Linked DNA regions of Homo sapiens: region 1 is linked to region 2. A link is an interaction called in ENCODE POLR2A ChIA-PET data of the cell type or tissue named here. Cell type or tissue: HepG2. All regions are shown on one strand. Each heading gives the region's core, and the rest is flanking DNA. Links, peaks and the distances in the headings are about the cores only.

Evidence for each region. Peaks named below come from ENCODE experiments on the same cell type or tissue, not always from the same donor. Only the 100,000 strongest peaks of a DNase experiment are listed, where the experiment ranks them.
Region 1: POLR2A ChIA-PET joins it to region 2 with 7 read pairs; 1 of 35 experiments calls an interaction of 5 or more read pairs at or near these places.

Annotation. Positions count from the first base shown.
Region 1 is chr10:5,656,427-5,664,754 of GRCh38, reverse strand. The region is part of intron 1 of ASB13 (ankyrin repeat and SOCS box containing 13); the gene reads left to right. Among named protein-coding and RNA genes, the nearest start is that of ASB13, 6.0 kb to the left of the region's middle. RefSeq lists an enhancer at 3,011-3,747. In HepG2, for the core only: no CTCF peak of the experiment used is centred there; DNase peaks (open chromatin) are centred at 4,704 and 5,394; H3K4me3 peaks cover 989 bases.
Region 2 is chr10:5,543,117-5,551,444 of GRCh38, reverse strand. LOC105376380 (a long non-coding RNA gene) reads left to right here. Exons shown (of 4, transcript XR_930611.3): 2 at 303-444; 3 at 635-801; 4 at 1,064-1,827. Among named protein-coding and RNA genes, the nearest start is that of CALML3-AS1, 21 kb to the right of the region's middle. RefSeq lists an enhancer at 4,574-5,073. In HepG2, for the core only: no CTCF peak of the experiment used is centred there; DNase peaks (open chromatin) are centred at 2,384, 2,724, 3,244 and 4,373; H3K4me3 peaks cover 1,930 bases.

The sequences.
Region 1 (8,328 bases), core at 3,201-5,700, 110 kb before region 2:
GAGCTGAGATCATGCCATTGCACTCCAGCCTGGGCGACAGAGTGAGACTCCGTCTCAAAAATAAATAAAATAAATAAATAAAGAAATAAAGAAATTCTGCATTCCCTATGGACGTCCTTCTGTGGTAGATGAACCTCTAACCTACTGGCTGCTCCCCCACTCCCCCGTACGTTCCCCCCAGGGTCCTCCAGTAGAATTGTTTTTGTTTAAATCAGATTTCAGTGTTGACATTATTGTGACTGTGAATATTGCAGCTGAGCCACTTGCTATGTGGGGACTATGTTTCTCTTTTTGTGTAATGTCTTGCTTTTCTTGGACATGGCGGGTGTTCTTTTTGTTTACCTGTGGGTTCGGTGTTCTCCATGCCTAATCCCTAATTTATCCCCAGACAGTCTTCTTAGGCCCCTCAGGTAAGCAATGAGTCCTGTGTTCTCTCTCTCCTGGTTCAGTGTTTGGAGACGTGTGCCCTGCAGCCTTGGGTCTTCCAGCTCTGCCTGCTGCTGCTCTGGGAAGCCGGGGTGGGGGTGGGGCAGGGGTGTCTTCCTGTTGTTTATGGGGATTTGCGCATCCCTTTGCGTTCAGTGCCCTCCCAGGGGTAGTTCAGATTCCCTGCTCTTTGCTGGTCCCAACCCCGGGTGCCAAGCCCGCCTTCTGTATCCTGGTTAGCCACTGCACCAGCCTGCTCTCCAGCTCCCCCGATGGTCTGGAAATCACTCCCCAGCCTGTTTGTTTTCTACTTGTTTATATGGATTTATGTCTCCCCATCCAGGTACTCTCAGTTGAGTGAGATCTTTGCTGAGGGGCAGAGAAGATCCTCCGTGTTTAATCAGAAACACAGCTCTATCGCTCTTGATTTCAGTGTCAGAGCGGGGAGAGGGAGAATCCACTAGGGTAGCAGTCCAGGGCATTTCTAAAGGGTAGAGAGTTACTTGGAGTGGGCGGCTATTTTATCCTAAAATAGGAATTCAAAGAGGGCCTGTTGACACACCAGAAAAGCCTATTTAGGGCCAATGGAAGTATCAGAGGAAATTAGCAAGTTACAAAGGCTTAGGAAGCATGTTTATGGGCAAAACAGTACCTCTATCCTCCTCCTCGACTCGGCAGCCCTGGGAGACATTGCCTGCTGTCCTAAGGAAACTGAGGCTTAGGTGATTTAGGGTGAAAAGCGTCCCTCAGGTCCCTTAACTGAGACAGGGAGGATGCAGGATCAGAGCTCAGGGGTCCTGAGTCAGGGCCTGAGCTCCCACAGTGCCTTGAGGGTGGGACTGGGGGACCCTCCCCATGCTCCCTGGGCCATAGCCTTTGGGGTGGACCAGGGGCAAGGGAGGAGTCGGGGTAGCAGATAATTGGGTGAGTGATGAGGGAGTCAGGGGAGGAGACATTGAAGGATAATGCAGCGAATCCAGTGTGGTTTTAGCGTCCTGCAGGTGGAAGGAAATGCCTGTTATTCACCAAGCTCTCCTGACACCTTCGGTCCTTTCTCCCAGTTCCTTTACTCCTTAGCCCACCTATTTTCACCTCTTTTCTCCTTGTCTTCTGCTTTCATTTATTCTTTCCCTTTCTTTTCTCCACTCTTACTGAGTTTTGACCATTTTGTCCCTCTAAGAAGGCAAATACTGGCATTTTTGCTTCATTGAACACATCTTAAAATCAGTCTGCTGTTTGACCTCAAGTTTACCGACAAACTATATTTTGGGGATTCATAATGAAAACATTTAAAAAGACATGGTTGAAAAATATCACTGTAGCAACAAAACACTGAGCCCAGACTTGTAAGTGGGAGTTTCTACATAGAAAAATAAAGATCCATATTTTTTTTCCTTGGGTTTCAAGGACACTAAAACTGAAATTTGAGCTGCGCTATTAAAATTTGGTGATAGTGGTTAAGTGCCATGCGTTAGGCACCCTCTTTGTGCTGGGGTTGTCACGTACACTGTCTTTAGTTGTCACCATGAGATCCTTCATTTATCTTTTCCTCTGTGGTCTCTTTGTCTTTGTGGATTTAGCCCCCATTTTATTCCCTTACCGTCACTTGTGTGTGGTTTGGACAGCAGGCAGAGATGAATGGATGCTACATTTGGCTTTTTCTGGGAGTGTTAATCATCCAGGATCTCATCTCTTCTCTTCTCTTCTCTTCTCTTCTCTTCTCTTCTCTTCTCTTCTCTTCTCTTCTCTTCTCTTCTCTTCTCCCCTCCCCTCCCCTCCCCTCCCCTCCCCCCCCCTTCTCGACAGAGTCTCAGTCTGTCGCCCAGGCTGGAGTGCAGTGGCACGATCTCAGCTCACTGCAGTCTCCACTGCTTGGTTCAAGCGATTCTCCTGTCTCAGCCTCCTGAGTAGCTGGGATTATTACTGGGATTACAGGTGCATGCCACCACACCCAGCTAATTTTTGTATTTTTAGTAGAGATGGGGTTTTGCCATGTTGGCCAGGCTGATCTCGAACTCTTGACCTCAGGTGATCCGCCTGCCTCAGCCTCCCGAAGTGCTGGGATTACAGGCGTGAGCCACTGCGCCCAGCCCATCGTCCAGCATTTCTAAGGCCTTTTCAGTTCTGACAGTCAGCGCGTGTTCATGAATCCTTAGCTTTCTGGGACCCTGGGGGGCTATGTCACTCAGGACTCTTGACTTTTCCCTGAGAGCTGAGGATGAGCCCATTGAGAGCAGCATCAGAAAACCCTCCCTGGGGGCTTCCGGTGCCTGCCTTGGTTCTTCCAGGGTGGGTTCCCCAAGTGTGTGCTCGCCCGCCCCAGCCCGGCTTTATGGGTGGGTCAGGGTGGAGGGCCCACCCTCACCATTTCAAGAATGCTTACTGGGGTTTTGCAGGGAGGGCTTCTTACAGAGGCTGCTGGTTGTTTTTGACGCAGAAATGACATTTCTGCAGCCAGGACCCCAGACTCCCCTTGGTGATTTACTCGGAACAAAATTTCTGACTCCAGCAACATTTAAGAGTGCATTCTGGGCTGGGCCTGGGGCTCATGCCTGTAATCCCAGCACTTAGGGAGGCCAAGGCGGGAGGATCACTTGAACCCAGGAGTTTGAGACCAGCCTGGGCAACATGGTGAAACCCTGTCTCTACAGAAAATACAAAAATTATCCAGTGTGGTGGTGGTGCATGGGCCTGTAGTCCCAGCTACTTGGGAGGCTGAGGTGGGAGGATCACTTGAACCTAGGAGGTTGAGGCTGCAGTGAGCCCTGATCACACCACTGCACTTCAGCTTGGGTGACAGCGAGACCCTGTTTCAAAAATAAATAAATAAACAATAAGAAAACAAAATAGGAAAAAAGGTGCATCTTGGGTATTTGACCTGGATTCAAAGCCAGCATGCTACTGGATCAGCTTTGTCTGGAAGGTGTCCCTGGTGGCATTTGAGAATGCTCTTTGTTGGAGTGGGCCCTGACCCTGGAGAGGCCCCAGGCTCGGCGGGGCGGGGTTGGGGGCAAGTGGCTCTGCTGCTTTTATGGTTGCAGTCCCTGTGTGGGTCAAGTGAGGCCCGCCAGTGTGGGTGCAGGCAGGGCAGTGTGGAGGATGGGCTCTGGAGGTGCCCAGCTCTGCAGTGTGCAGGGGCCAGCAGGCCAGCTGCCTCCTAGACACAGGCTCTCTAGGGGGTGGCCGGGCCTGGGCACAGAGCTGCCACTTGGGCCCAACGAGTGGGGCTCTGGCTCTGGGATGACTGAGGAGATACTGGCAAACCAGCTGCCTAGGGGGAAAATAAAGAAAAAGAAACAAAAATAAAAGTCTGCTTTGCTGCTTTCCCTGGTCTAAATACTCACATCCTGGCTGCTTTCAAGCTGCTGGTGGTCTCCGGCCAGCAGAACCTGGCTGTGCAGCAGCCAGCTGGCGAGATGGCCCGGCACACTGCTGGGTGGCTTGCAAGGCAGGGAGCGATGGAGGGGCTCTGGTCTCAGAGGGCCCGGGAACTGAGCAGAAAAATTGGGCAGAGACTCAATCAGTCACCCGACTTAGGTAAGGATTGAGTTACTGGAGCTGGAATGCAAGATTGGGGGGCTTGCTATGGAACAAAGATGAGATGGTAGAACCCGCACCTGCCCTCCCCACAGGACTGGTAGGGTAATAATGACAGCAATGATCCTGGAGCCATGGCAGTGCCTGTTACTCACAGCATTTACAGGTGGCCAGGCACGATTTTCTTCAGTCTTCACAGCACCCATTTGAGGAGAGAGGAGGCCGAGGTTTGGAGAGGGTAAGCTGTGAGACGAGCTTTGAACTCACGAGCAGGGTGGTTCCTGCAGCTTGCCCCTGTAGAGTCTGCTCCCTGAGGGTAGGCTGACCCTGAGCCACTTGACCTGTTCAGCCAGGGCTTCCTAATCTCAAAGGACAGGTCAGTCCTGGGGCAGGGCACAGCCTTAGATGGGAGGGTGTCGGGGCCCCAGCAAAGGGGCAAGAGAGGGGAAGAGGAGCTGGGGTCCAGAAAGGTCCACACCTGGCACACGGTCCTAGCCAGTAAGGTCGTATCGTGGGTGGAAGAGTGGAGAGAACGTTCTGAAGCACGTGTCATTCCTTCTCAAGGTGACGTCTGCCGTAGTCTGCAGTAGATACATAGGTGACATCTGTGAAACTCTAGTTTTCAGGGCAAAGGCTTTTGCTTGGCTATTCATGAGCTCAGGCCTGCAGGCGGCAGGTAAACAGGAGGAGCCATAGTGTGTAACACCGTGACCCTGACCTGAAGCAGAGGAGGAAGTGGGTAGAATCCAGCCATCAGGACTGGGTCATGAGTCACCAGGGCTGCAGCCTTGGCTCTTGTTGCAACACAAGTTCTTCATTTAATGGATGCACGAGCCCCCGCTTGGCCAGAGTGTGCAAGCATCATGTTAGGTCTCAGGCCACTGTCCTGGGCTGGAAAGTGGAGCAGGGGACAGAACCTAGCGGCAGGGGTCCAAGTTCAGTCTGGCAGGGGAAGATGCGTCTGGGGAGTGCTTATTCATTCAGATACCTGCACGAGCAGCCTGTGTGGGGAGGCTGGCTAGCTGTGGTACTATTCCCAAGGTGACAGGGGATGGCCTTAGGGAAGGCCCAGGGAAGGGAGAATGCTGATCAGCTGGTGGTGGGGCAATAGTGTGGAGATGGCGTGGGGGGGTGGGCTGCATGCTCGGGAGGCTTCCTGAAGGAGCAGGGGTCCCCTCAGTCGAGGAATTTCAGCCGGAAGCAAGGTGGGGAATGGGGCTGAGAAGAGCTTTCCAGGCAGGGGAAGGAACAGCATACGCAAAGCATGGGACTTGCAGCCACTGGACTCTGTGTGAGTCGGTAGAGTTTGGTGTCACTGGACACGGCTGTGTGCATGACGGGGAGCCTGGGGACAGGGCCTGTGACTGCATGGTCGTGGACCTTGTTCCTTGCCTGGGTTCCACCCTGGAGGAGGGAGCCCTTGTGAGCAGGCCCTGTCAGACTGGCTTGTCAATCATCTGCATTAGGGAGGGGGCAACCTATTATGTGGCAGCAGTGGGTGGGATTTAGGGGCAGAACGTGAGTCCCGGAGGGAACTCGCCAGCACGGCATGGAGTCTCGGGTTTCCAAGGCGGTGCTCCGCCAAGGGAGAGGGTGCAGGGATTGGGGAGGGGGGGCGTCTTGCCACCACAGGGAGCCTGGCACAGGGGCTGGAAGCAGCCTGCAATCCATCCTGGCCAGTCCATTCACTAACAGACAGCATTTCCTGTGCTCACTCCTCATCCATTTAAGGTCCGTGACCATAAGCTGTCCTTCCCGATTCTTTTCACCTGGGACACTGACCCTGCCATTGCAGGGCTGAGTCACATTGCTCTGTGGTGGTGGGTGCTGGGGGCTGATGTTTATGAAGAGAGTGGGTCTCTTCGCCCCCTGGAAGGGCCATCGGTGGTTTGGGGGTGTCAGGAAAGGTGACGAGGTGCACCCCAGGCACCTGCTGTCCTCTAGCCTTCTATCCCTCCCTTCCCCACTGTAAATCTCCTATGAGGACAGCCTGCGGGTGACAGTCCCCCCATGCTCTAGGTCCTCCAGCTTCTGGTTACTTAAAAATTTTTTTTTTCTATTTTTAATTGTAGTAGAGAGCACAGAACACAAAAGTTACCACCTTAGCCATTTCAAGTGTCCACTTCAGTAGGGTTGAGTACATTTACATTTTTGTGTAACAGATCTCTAGAACTTTTTCATCCTGTAAAACTGAAATTCTGTCCCCATGAAACACTAACTCCCCATTTCTCCTCCCCCAAGCCCCTGGCAACTACCTTTCTACTTTCCATCTCCATGAATTTGACTACTCGAGGGACCTCACATAAGTGGAATCATACAGTATTTGGCTTTTCAGAAATGGCTTATTTGGTTTTGTTTTTTTTTTTTTTTTCAGACAAAGTCACCCAGGCCGTAGTGCAATGGCACGATTTTGGCTCACTGCAACCTCCACCTCCTGGGTTCAAGTGATTCTCCTGCCTTAGCCTCCATAGTAGCTGGGATTATAGGCATGGGCCACCATGCCCAGCTAATTTTTGTAATTTTAGTAGAGATGGGGTTTCACCATATTGCCTGCCTCGGCCTCCCAAAGTGCTGGGATTAGAGTTTTGAGCCACTGCACCTGGCCAGAAATAGCGTATTTATTTATTTATTTTTGAGACAGAGTCTCTCTCTGTCACCCAGGCTGGAGTGCAGTGGTGTGATCTCAGTTCACTGCAACCTCTGTCTCCTGGGTTCATGCGATTCTCGTGCCTCAGCCTCTGAGTAGCTGGCACTACTGAAGCACCATGGATTACAGCCACCATGCCTGGCTAATTTTTGTATTCTTAGTAGAGACAGGGTTTCCCCATGTTGGCCATGCTGGTCTCGAACTCCTAACCTCAAGTGATCTGCCCGCCTCGGCCTCCCAAAGTGCTGGGATTACAGGTGTGAGCCAGCGTGCCTGGCCTAGAAATGGCTTGTTTGACTCAGCATAATGTCCTCAAGGTTCATCCATGTTGTAGCATGGGACAGGATTTCCTTCATTCCCAACGCTGAATAATATTCCACTGGACACTTGGATTGTTGAGAATAATGCTGCTATGAATGTGGGTGTACAAATGAATCTCTCCTCAAGACCCTGCTTTCAATTCTTCTGGAGATATGCCCAGCAGTGGAGTTGCTGGATCATATGATATCCTATGTTTCATTTTTTAGGAACTGCCATACAGTCTTCCACAGTGGCTAGACCATTTTATATTCCCATCATCAGTGCACAAGAGTACCACTTTCTCCACATTCTCGCCAACACGTATTTGGTTTTTTTTGATAATCCTAACAGGTGTGAGGTAGTATCTTATTGTGGTTTTGATTTGCATTTCTTTAATGATTAGTGACCTTGAATACCTTTTTTTTTTATGTTTGTGGCTGTGTGCATCCTGTTTAGAGAAATGTCTGTTCAACTCGTTTGCCCATTTTTAAACCTGGTTATTTGTTTTTTTTGTTTTTGAGTTGCAGGAGTTCTTTATATATTCTGGACTAACCCCTTTTCAGATATATGACTTGCAAATATTTTCTCCCATTCTGTGGGTTGCCATTTCACTCTGATTGTGCCCTTTGATGCACGGAAGTTTCTTTTTTCTTTTTTTCTTATCATGTCTGCTGCTAATTTTTGCCCTGAATTGCTGCAGTAAGACTACAGCAGCTGATGTGATTCACTAGAAATAAGTTGCATTTCCTTTGTAGACTGGTGATACAGAGAAATAAAATTAGATTTTCTTTTAAAAATTTTATGTCTAGTTGTAACTGAACCCAGATTTGGCTGCTTACTGCTCAAAAGCCAAATACGAGAGACAAGAGTTGGTGGCAGGTTTATCTGGAGAGCCAGCAAACCAGGAAGATGGTAGATAAGTGTCTAAAGTGCCGTCTAAGTCAGTACAGGTTTCGGGTTCTTAATTATGTTAAGGGCAGTGGGAAAAAGAGGCTGTTGGGATCAAGAGGTAACCAAGGACCAGTGACATCTGGGCACCAGTGAAGGTCCTAGGAGGTTGGGAACATCTTTGTCCTTGATCAGGTCGCAGTGCTCCTATAAATCTTTAACAAAACATAGCTAGTTGTTTACATGCTTTCCTTTTAATCCCAGAGTTAATTTCAAAGCTACACGTTTGCTCTTTTTGCATATTATCTTAATGCTCTAAAATTATCCTAGCCTCTGTGTAAGAATGGATAAAGGCCCCTCAAACAAAAATGTTAGTTCTTTTGCTGTTTCACTGCTACAGACTTTTTTTTTTTTTCTTGAGACGGAGTCTTGCTCGGTTGCCCAGGCTGGAATGCAATGGTGCGATCTCAGCTCACTGCAATCTCCGCCTCCTGGGTTCAAGCGATTCTGCTGCCTCCGCCTCCTGAGTA
Region 2 (8,328 bases), core at 2,205-4,704:
GGCCTAAGAGATGAGGCCGGCGGCGGAGGTCTGGCCTGGAAGAGAAATGTGGTGAGTCACCCCAGGCCTGACAGATTCACTCAGACCTGGTCCTTCTGCTCCTAGGCTGAGCCATCTCTCAGGGACCCTCCTGCCCTCCTTCACCTCTCACCTGGCCTGCCCCAACCAGTTCTCCAGGCAAGCCCAAACCAGTTCCACCTGGTTTGTGACTGTGTTTGGAAAGAGGGTCTTTGCCGAGGTAATTAAGTTAAAATGAGGTCATGTGAGTGGGCCCTGAGCCAGTCTGATGGGTGTCCTTACAGGAAGACATTAGGACTCCCAGAGGGTGACTCCAGGGGCAGGTGGCTTGGAGGACTGGCCGTGCAAGGAGGCAGCAAAGGGGCGGCCATCTGCAAGCTGAGGGCAGAGGCCTTGGAGGAAGCAGCCCTGCCAGTGCTGGTAACTGTGAGTGCATCTGTCTCTGTTGGTCAAGCCGGCAGCCTGGGGCATTTTGCTGAGGCCGCCCCAGCCGCCTAGCATAGTCGCCAATAAGTCCCCGAGGTTCTGGTGTGCTCTCTGGACTAGTTTCCTGGGGTGGCTGCAACAAATTGCCACAAACACAGTGGTTTAAACCACGCAAATGTCGCTCCCGCAGCCTGCAGGTCGGAAGTCCAAACCAAGGTGCTGGAAGGGCTGGTTCCTTCCGGACCCTTCAGGGGAGAATCTTTCTGCCTCTTTGGCTTCTTGAGGCCCCTTCCTGGCATTGCTTCTTTCTCCACTGACTCCTACCATCAGCGCTGAGTCCTGCCTGCCTCTTATAAGGTACTTCTTTCTCCACTGACTCTTACCATCAGCGCTGAGTCCTGCCTGCCTCTTATAAGGCGCTTCTGGGATGACTCCTGGTGCACCCAATAATCCAGGGTCATCTCTCCAGATCCAGGTTCATAACCCAATCACCCCCACAAAGGGAGGTCACGTGTTCCCAAGCTCCAGGGATCAGGAGGAGGGCATCTTTGGGGGTGATACTATGCAGCTGACCACAGCCTCTCTCCACCTGGGCTCCCACACCCACCCTATTCTGCAGATCTTCAGAGGCCACCTGGGATGTCAGAAGCTTCCAGGAACCAGGAGGTAGCTGCATCTCCTGTCCCTTCCCTGAGTCACCTTGCTGGACTCCACAGTGTGGTGCAGACAAGAAGCTGCAGGGGACAACATGGAAGGAAGCGGGGATGGAGGAGATGGAATGGGATGGGCTCTGGGCCCGGCCAAGCAGAGCAGGATAGGGCTGAGAGTCATCTGAGCACAGGTGGTTCAAATGGCAGAGAAGCTCCACGCTGGAGCGGGGAAGAGCTTGGGCTTTCCGGCCAGAAAGCGCAGGTTTTGGCCACGGCTCTTCTGCCACTCACTAGATGTGGGAGTTTGGAGGCGTTACCCGAGCTCTGAGCCTTACTTTCCTCATCTGAAAAATGGGAATAATGGTAGGGTTAAATTAAACCAAATTTGGTCTGAGGATGCCTCTGCACTTTGAGTCCAACTGCGACCTTAGCAGCAAATGAACTGCAGGCCTAGCTTAGGAGTGTACTTTTGTAAGAAATAGCCGAGTCTTAGCCAATCACAGCAGCTGAGCTTCTATAAATCGCAGGTGGCTGCTGAGTAGTCCATGTTCAAACACGGCAAACCAAGCTGTGACCAATGAGCTGTCTCTGCAGCTCACTTCCATTTTCTGTCTATAAACACTCCCTGCCCACACTGTGGAGTGGAGCTCAGCCCTTGGAACCTCTTCTGGTCTGAGGGCTGCCCACTTCATGAATCCTTTGCTTAATTAAACTCAATTCATTTCAAATGAAACTCAATTGATTGCTAGATTAATTTAAATTTAATTCGTCTAAAGTTTTCTTTTAACAGTTCCTACCTTGTTGAGTTGTCGTGGGAATCAAGTGGAAATTTCTTTTTCACATGGAAAGGGCTTAGCATAGCCTGGCACGTGCTGAGTGTTCAGTGCACACTGGTTATGATGATCACAGTTAGTGTCTCCATCTTTGGTCTGTTCAGCGCTACAGTGTTTGGGGGCCAGCTAGGCAGTGCTGCAGCTGCAGCTCTGTGTGTGTGTGTGTGTGTGTGTGTGTGTGTGTGTGTGTGTGTGTGGAGGGGGCTGTGAGATTGGCGGGCTCAGGAGAAGATGACTACTAGCTGTTGCCAAAGTTTCTTTTCTGCAAGGGAAAGCCACAAGTCACTGGCTCCAATGTGGACTTTTAAAAGGCCTTCCTTCCTTTCTCTCTTACTTCTGGGGAGCCCATGGATAGGAAATGGCACTAAACTGACTTCATCTCTGTACCCTGATGCCTCCATCGCCCTCAGAGTTTACGCCCTCGATGAATCACTTAGAGTGAACTGGGAGCTGTGTATGAGGTGACGTCACCCTGAGATAGAGCTCTGTGGTCACTGGGAGGTGGCTGTGTGCGTTATCTCCCTGTGGCATGCCAGGAGGCGTGTGTGTGTGCACGAGTGTGTGTGTGCATGCATGTGCATGTGTGTCTTTGTGTGTGTGCAAGTGTGTGTATGTGTGTGGATAAGGGAGAGGGAGGGAGGGAGCTGGGCTGTCTCCCCTTCCCCACAAGTGGACCCTGCAGCTCAGAGCCGGAGGTGTGAGCTGAGTTTGGCGTTTGTATGTTGCTTGAGTTGGAATTTGAACTCACAGGGGACAGGAAAGGATGCCTGTCCCCAGGACTGACTAACGACATCAGGCCTGGCTATTGAACTTCCTGCTCTGCAGATCCTGGGTTCTGGGAGGATGAGGAAAGGATGAGCGAAGGCTGGGGGATCTCTGGGGTGGGGGTGGACTCAGTGAGTGGAAAGAGTAAAGGTGTTGGGGGTGGACTCCCTGTCTGTGTGACCGCTGGCAAAGTCCTTGACCTCGGCCAGTCTGCGTTTCCTGATCCAGGCAGTGGGGACATGGTCCTTTCCCTCAGAGGGGTGGTGAGGATTCAATGAACTCCTTTAGGTAGAGCTTGCTCAGGAGCATCAGCTGTAACACCTGTCCTGGAAGGTTGCTAGGTGCCCTCACCCTTTGTTCTGTGCCCACCTCTCTCCACCCCCTCTTCAGCCCGGATCCAGACGAGGCCTGGGGAAAGTCTCCCAGAAAGCGCCCTGACCAGGGCGGTGCCAGCTGGGTTCCTGTTTGCCTAAACCCAAGCAGCAAGCTCTTCAAAGGAACCTAACAAACCGGACAGAGAGCTTTGTTTTTTTCCTCACAGCAAAGGAGACAGAAAAGTTTGCTGAGTAAGTCAGACACCATTAAACTCACAAAAAGGCTCTTTGTTCCGGCCTGAGAGGGGGTGAAAAAAATAAGCGAAGTGGTCGAAGGGCGTGTGTTTGCTTCCGTGTTCTTGGAGTGTTTGGGCAGGGCTCACCCAGCTCACTCTTCCTGCTCTCCCCCATCTCTGAGTCCTCTGCCCCTGGTGATCCCACCTGTTATATCAAAAAATTGCACCACGGCCCAGCCAGAAGGAACGGCTAAGGGCTGTTAGTCCAGCCAGAGTTTCACTTTTAAAATGATGCTACCTAGTACTTAAGTTAGACGCTCCCGCAGGGCTTTCCTGTGCTTTTTCTTGTTGGAAGTGATGTGACCGAGGCTCTTGCCAAAGGTCAGTTAGTTGCTGTCTGAGCTGGGCTTGGGACCAAGCCCCTCGTACCCAGCCTGTTGTCATTTACTGTCATCCCTAGTGCTAGCTGTGGAAAAGTCTGCTTGATTCTAACCCTTTTGTCTCTAGTACAGTGAGATCTATGCTAAGATTTGTTTGTCCTCATTAAATTATAAATTCTTCCAGGCAGGTCACTATGTGGCTGGTGCCCCCCTGCAGTTGTGCAGTGTGCAACCTGTCAGACTGAACATGGCAGCCCTGCTTCTGGGGTTAATACAATATTATTGATTCATTCTTCCAGCAGATGGAACAATGCCTGTGGGGGGCAATTATGCCTTTGCTTCTAAGACTCGTGCTTGTAATGCCCAAAATCCAGTGTCACTGAGCCCAGCTGTGCTGAGAGAAACCAGCAAGTGGGCCAAAAAGAAAAGGTCTCCTCCTCCCAGACACACTGGCTGCTGGAGAAAGCCTGTGTGTTCTTAGGTGGCTGGGCTAGGTGGGGGCAGGCTCATGGGCAGGGGAACCAGTCTCTTAGGTGGGCATTTCTGGGGGGCTCTCATGGGGTGGAACTAACCAGCCAGGCCCAGTTCTCTCCTTTGGCAGCCAGAGAGGGGAGAATGTCAGATGTTTGTGCCTTGACTCAGCAGGTGACGTTGTGAACATTTATGAGCTTTTCTTCCTTTGGGCTCATTTCTTTATCTGTTAAAAGCAGGCAGGGCAGTGCCCAGCCCGCACCTGCCCAGAAGGACAGACAAAACATAAAAGGGCGGGGTGATTGTGAAATATCACTGGGCATTGTTCATGTCAGAGCTCCTGGTGCAGTGCGATGCCCAGGACTTTGTGTGGGCAGGGCTGGTGCTGAAGTGCAGGAGAAGACTCAGCTCTGGCTGAGCAGGCGCTGACCCACACTGCTGCTCTGTAACTCACACCGTTAACAATGGAAAGCGTTGCCTTGTTGTCTGTTTTGTGCATCCATGTTTTCATTCCGATTTTTAGTCCACATCTCTGGAGGGCAGAAAATCTGTCTTATGCTTCTTTTTCCTTCAACTGCATCCTTGGGAGGGTGGTAGATAGAAGACAGACATTCTTTACACAGGTGAGGCCCGCAGGAAGAACCAGGGCCAGTCCTCATGGTCATCACACACCTGGAGAGGGAGGCTTCTGTGACTTTGTGTGTGGTGACAACGCTGTGCTGCTTGGTCTTCCGAATGGTTGGACAGCCTTTGGCATGTGCTCTAGGACGCCCAGAGCTGCAGGTTGGCCTTGACTCCTCTAGCCTTGCCAAGTCCCTCAGGTAGATCAGCCCACTGGTACCTTCAGCCGGCCGGCACCCTCCTGCCCAGGTGGGGCCATGCCTCTGTTGGCTGCACTGTCTTTCAGGAGGGTGTCCTTGGCTCTGGCATTCTGGGCTCCTAGAACAGAACTGCAATGGTTTTCCTCAGCCTGCGTTCCTGACTTCTGTCCAGCTTGTGGTCTGCCTTGTGGCTCCCTTCCCTGGGGACCGTCCCCTCTGTCCCCCACCAGGAGGGTCATGCCTGCCACACACTGCTCCTAACAACCCGCCCTGTGATGGCTCTGGCTGGTGACCCGCAGCTGCTGGCCAGGCTGGGCTGAACCCGGATGGCTGCGGATCAGCAGAGCACGCGCCCCACCGCGTTGGGCCTGCTCTCGGATATGCTGCTGGTGGACTGACTCATAACTAGCGCTTCCTCTCAACAAAAACAAACACCCAGGGAGAGACTCAAGGGCCCTCCTTGGCTAAACAATTCTTGAGATTGAGTTGGAAGGGAAAACCCATTACACAAAGGGCTTTGCAGGGGAAGAGGGGAGAAGGCGAGAAGCCAGAACAAACACAAGAAGGCCCAAGCCACCCAGGGACTGGGAGAGGGACTCCGGCTCAGGTGGGCGCGGCCATATCCACCTTTTTGGGACTGAGACACTGAGCACATTTGCTCACTGCTTTCCCTCCGACAGCTGTTAAAGCTGGTGCTTTGAACCCAGCCCTGGGCAGGGTCCTTGCTGGCTCCGGGAACCTCCATTCTTGCTGGGCTGACCCTTTGCACAGCGGGCTAGGGCAGCCCTGGGTGTGGGGCTCCAGCTCACAGACAGTGTGATCATGAAATGAGGAAAGTGTGGGCTTTGGAGTCTGTGAGACCTGGCTGCAAAGGCTGCTCTGCTGGCCCTAGCTTTATGGGCTCAGGCAAGTGACTTAACCTCGCAGAGTCTCAGTTTCTTTATCTGAGAAATGGGTGGTGATGCCTACTTGGGAGATTGCTGTGAGGATTAAAGATGACCTATGTACAGTGCTGGAACATAGGAGGCAGTTACTACCTAGCAGCTAATCTTACTTAATTAAATATCTTCCCCTCTCAAATAAACCTTCTGGGTCTAGCAAAGAAAGTTGAGTAAGATACAGGCCTTCTCCACTGGACACACACAGCTCCTTGGGGACCATCTGGTGGGATCTCATTCCCAGGCCCCAGGCCAGATGCTCATCAGCACCCAGTGAGGCCACAGCCAGCCCTGATTCCAGGTCACTGGCCCACCTCTGGTCATAGTGGCCTCTTCTGTCTTCTCATCATCCCACAGTTAGGCAGGACCTCCCATGAACCAATGGAAAAATGCCCAGTAGTACAGATGCCAGCATGCTGACCAGGGAACAGGCACAGGTCACCTTGGGCTCGGTGTGGAGCCATCAGCTGGCCAGGGGGACCTCACTGTCCTCCTGGTTGCAGAGGAAGGCACTGGGCTTGTGGGAAGAGTCTTAGAGAAAAACTTTGCAATGGGGCATGGCCACAGGACTGAGGGCCAAGCAAAGACTACTGATGAGAATTTCTGTGGGGGGAGAGTTTCATTTCAATGGAAGGAAGAACTTTTATCAGTAAGAACAAAAACTTCACTGTTGAAGAATAGATTCAAGGGCACCTTCACCTTCTTTGTCCCTCCTTGACTTGGCCACTGGTGGTAGTGTGTGTGCACATGTACGTGGGTGTGTGTGTGTTGTTCAGCTTAATAAATAACACATCAAAATCATGCAGTGCAGTCAAATTCATATGAGAAAAAAATTTGTTTGTTCTCAAGTTCTGTGAAAGTAGATATACCTGAACCAGCCAACCACTGACCTCCAACTACCAAGTTCTGCCAAAAGTTGTGACACTCAGAGGACAAACCAGTTAAGCAGTGTTTGTCAAAAAATATTCCCTGGACAAGACTTATTCCTGTCTGGGTGTGTCCACGTTACAAAAGCATGTCTACACCACATTGCTACATCGATCTTCAGAACGTCTGAGTGAAGTAGGCAGGAGGGTATTGTCTTCCTTTTGCAGAGGAGGAAATAACTTGCTCAAGGTTACATGGCCAGCAAGTAGCAGGCTTGGGAGAACCAGGTCTTCTGGCTGCTTCACAAAGCCTGATCTAGAAAAGGAGGGGGCTGCCTCGTGAGTCCCGTGGACCCAAACTGAGATCAGATGACAGAGGATCAGATCATGGAGACCTTCTGGAGTTCATAATTGTACCATGAAAGCATTGTCCTGCACGACAGTGAGAGCAGAAGTTGGCACAATTTTTAGATGTGTAATTTGGCAATATGAATCAGAAACCATAAAGGTGACTATGGGCTTTGACCAATTATTTTCATTTCTAGGACAGTGTCTTCAAGAAATAATCAGAAATGGGCACCAGGTTAAAAAGTTACACATAGGGTTACCGTATGACCCAGCAATTCCACTCTTGGTGTAAGCCCAAGAAAATGAAAACATGTGTCCACACAGAAAAATTGTATGTGTTTATAGCAGTACTATTTATACTAACTGAAAAGTGAAAAGACCCCAATATTCACCACTATTGAAAAAATAAAATATGATCTATCCATATAGTAGAATATTATTCTGCTGTAAAAAGGTATGAAGTAGTGATATTTGCTGCAACATGGATGACCCTTGAAAACACTGCGCTAAGTGAAAGAAGCCAGGCACAAAAGACCACATCCTATGACTTTGTTTATATAAATCCAGAATAGGCAAATTTGTAAAGCTAAAAGTAGAGTAGGGTTGCTTAAGTTTGGAGTAGGAAAGTTGGGAAGATGCAGATTCATTGCTAATGGGTATGATGTTTATTTTAGCAGAACAAAAATATTCTAAAATTAGATTGTGGTGAGGGTTGTACAACACTGAATTATTTTTAAAATGTTAAACTGTACACTTTAAATGAGTGAATTACATGGTATGTGACTTATATCTCAACAATTTTTTTTCTAAAAAAAAAGGGCACCAGGAAGTTCTTCTCATCAGTTTTCATAATAATAAAAAAATTTGAAACAATCCAAGCTCATAAGGAAAAGAAATAATCAAATAATTATAGTACACCCATAGTTGATGTATAAAGAAATCAAAAAATATAATACATAAAAATATTTTAGACAATGAGAAAATGCTCATGAAATATTAAAAATTATAAAATACAAATGTATGTTTAGTGTGATTTCCATTTTATTTTAATTTTTAAAAATTAAATGTTTTATCTTTTAAGAAAGAATTTTAAGAAAGAATGCAGAGATCCTGTGTATCTTTCACCAATTTCCCCAGATGGGAGCAGTTTGCAAAACTGTAGTACAAGACAGCAACCAGGACATTGACCTTAATATGGTCAAGCAACAAAACATTTTCACCACTGCAAGGATCACTTGTGTTGCCCTTTTATAGCCATGCCC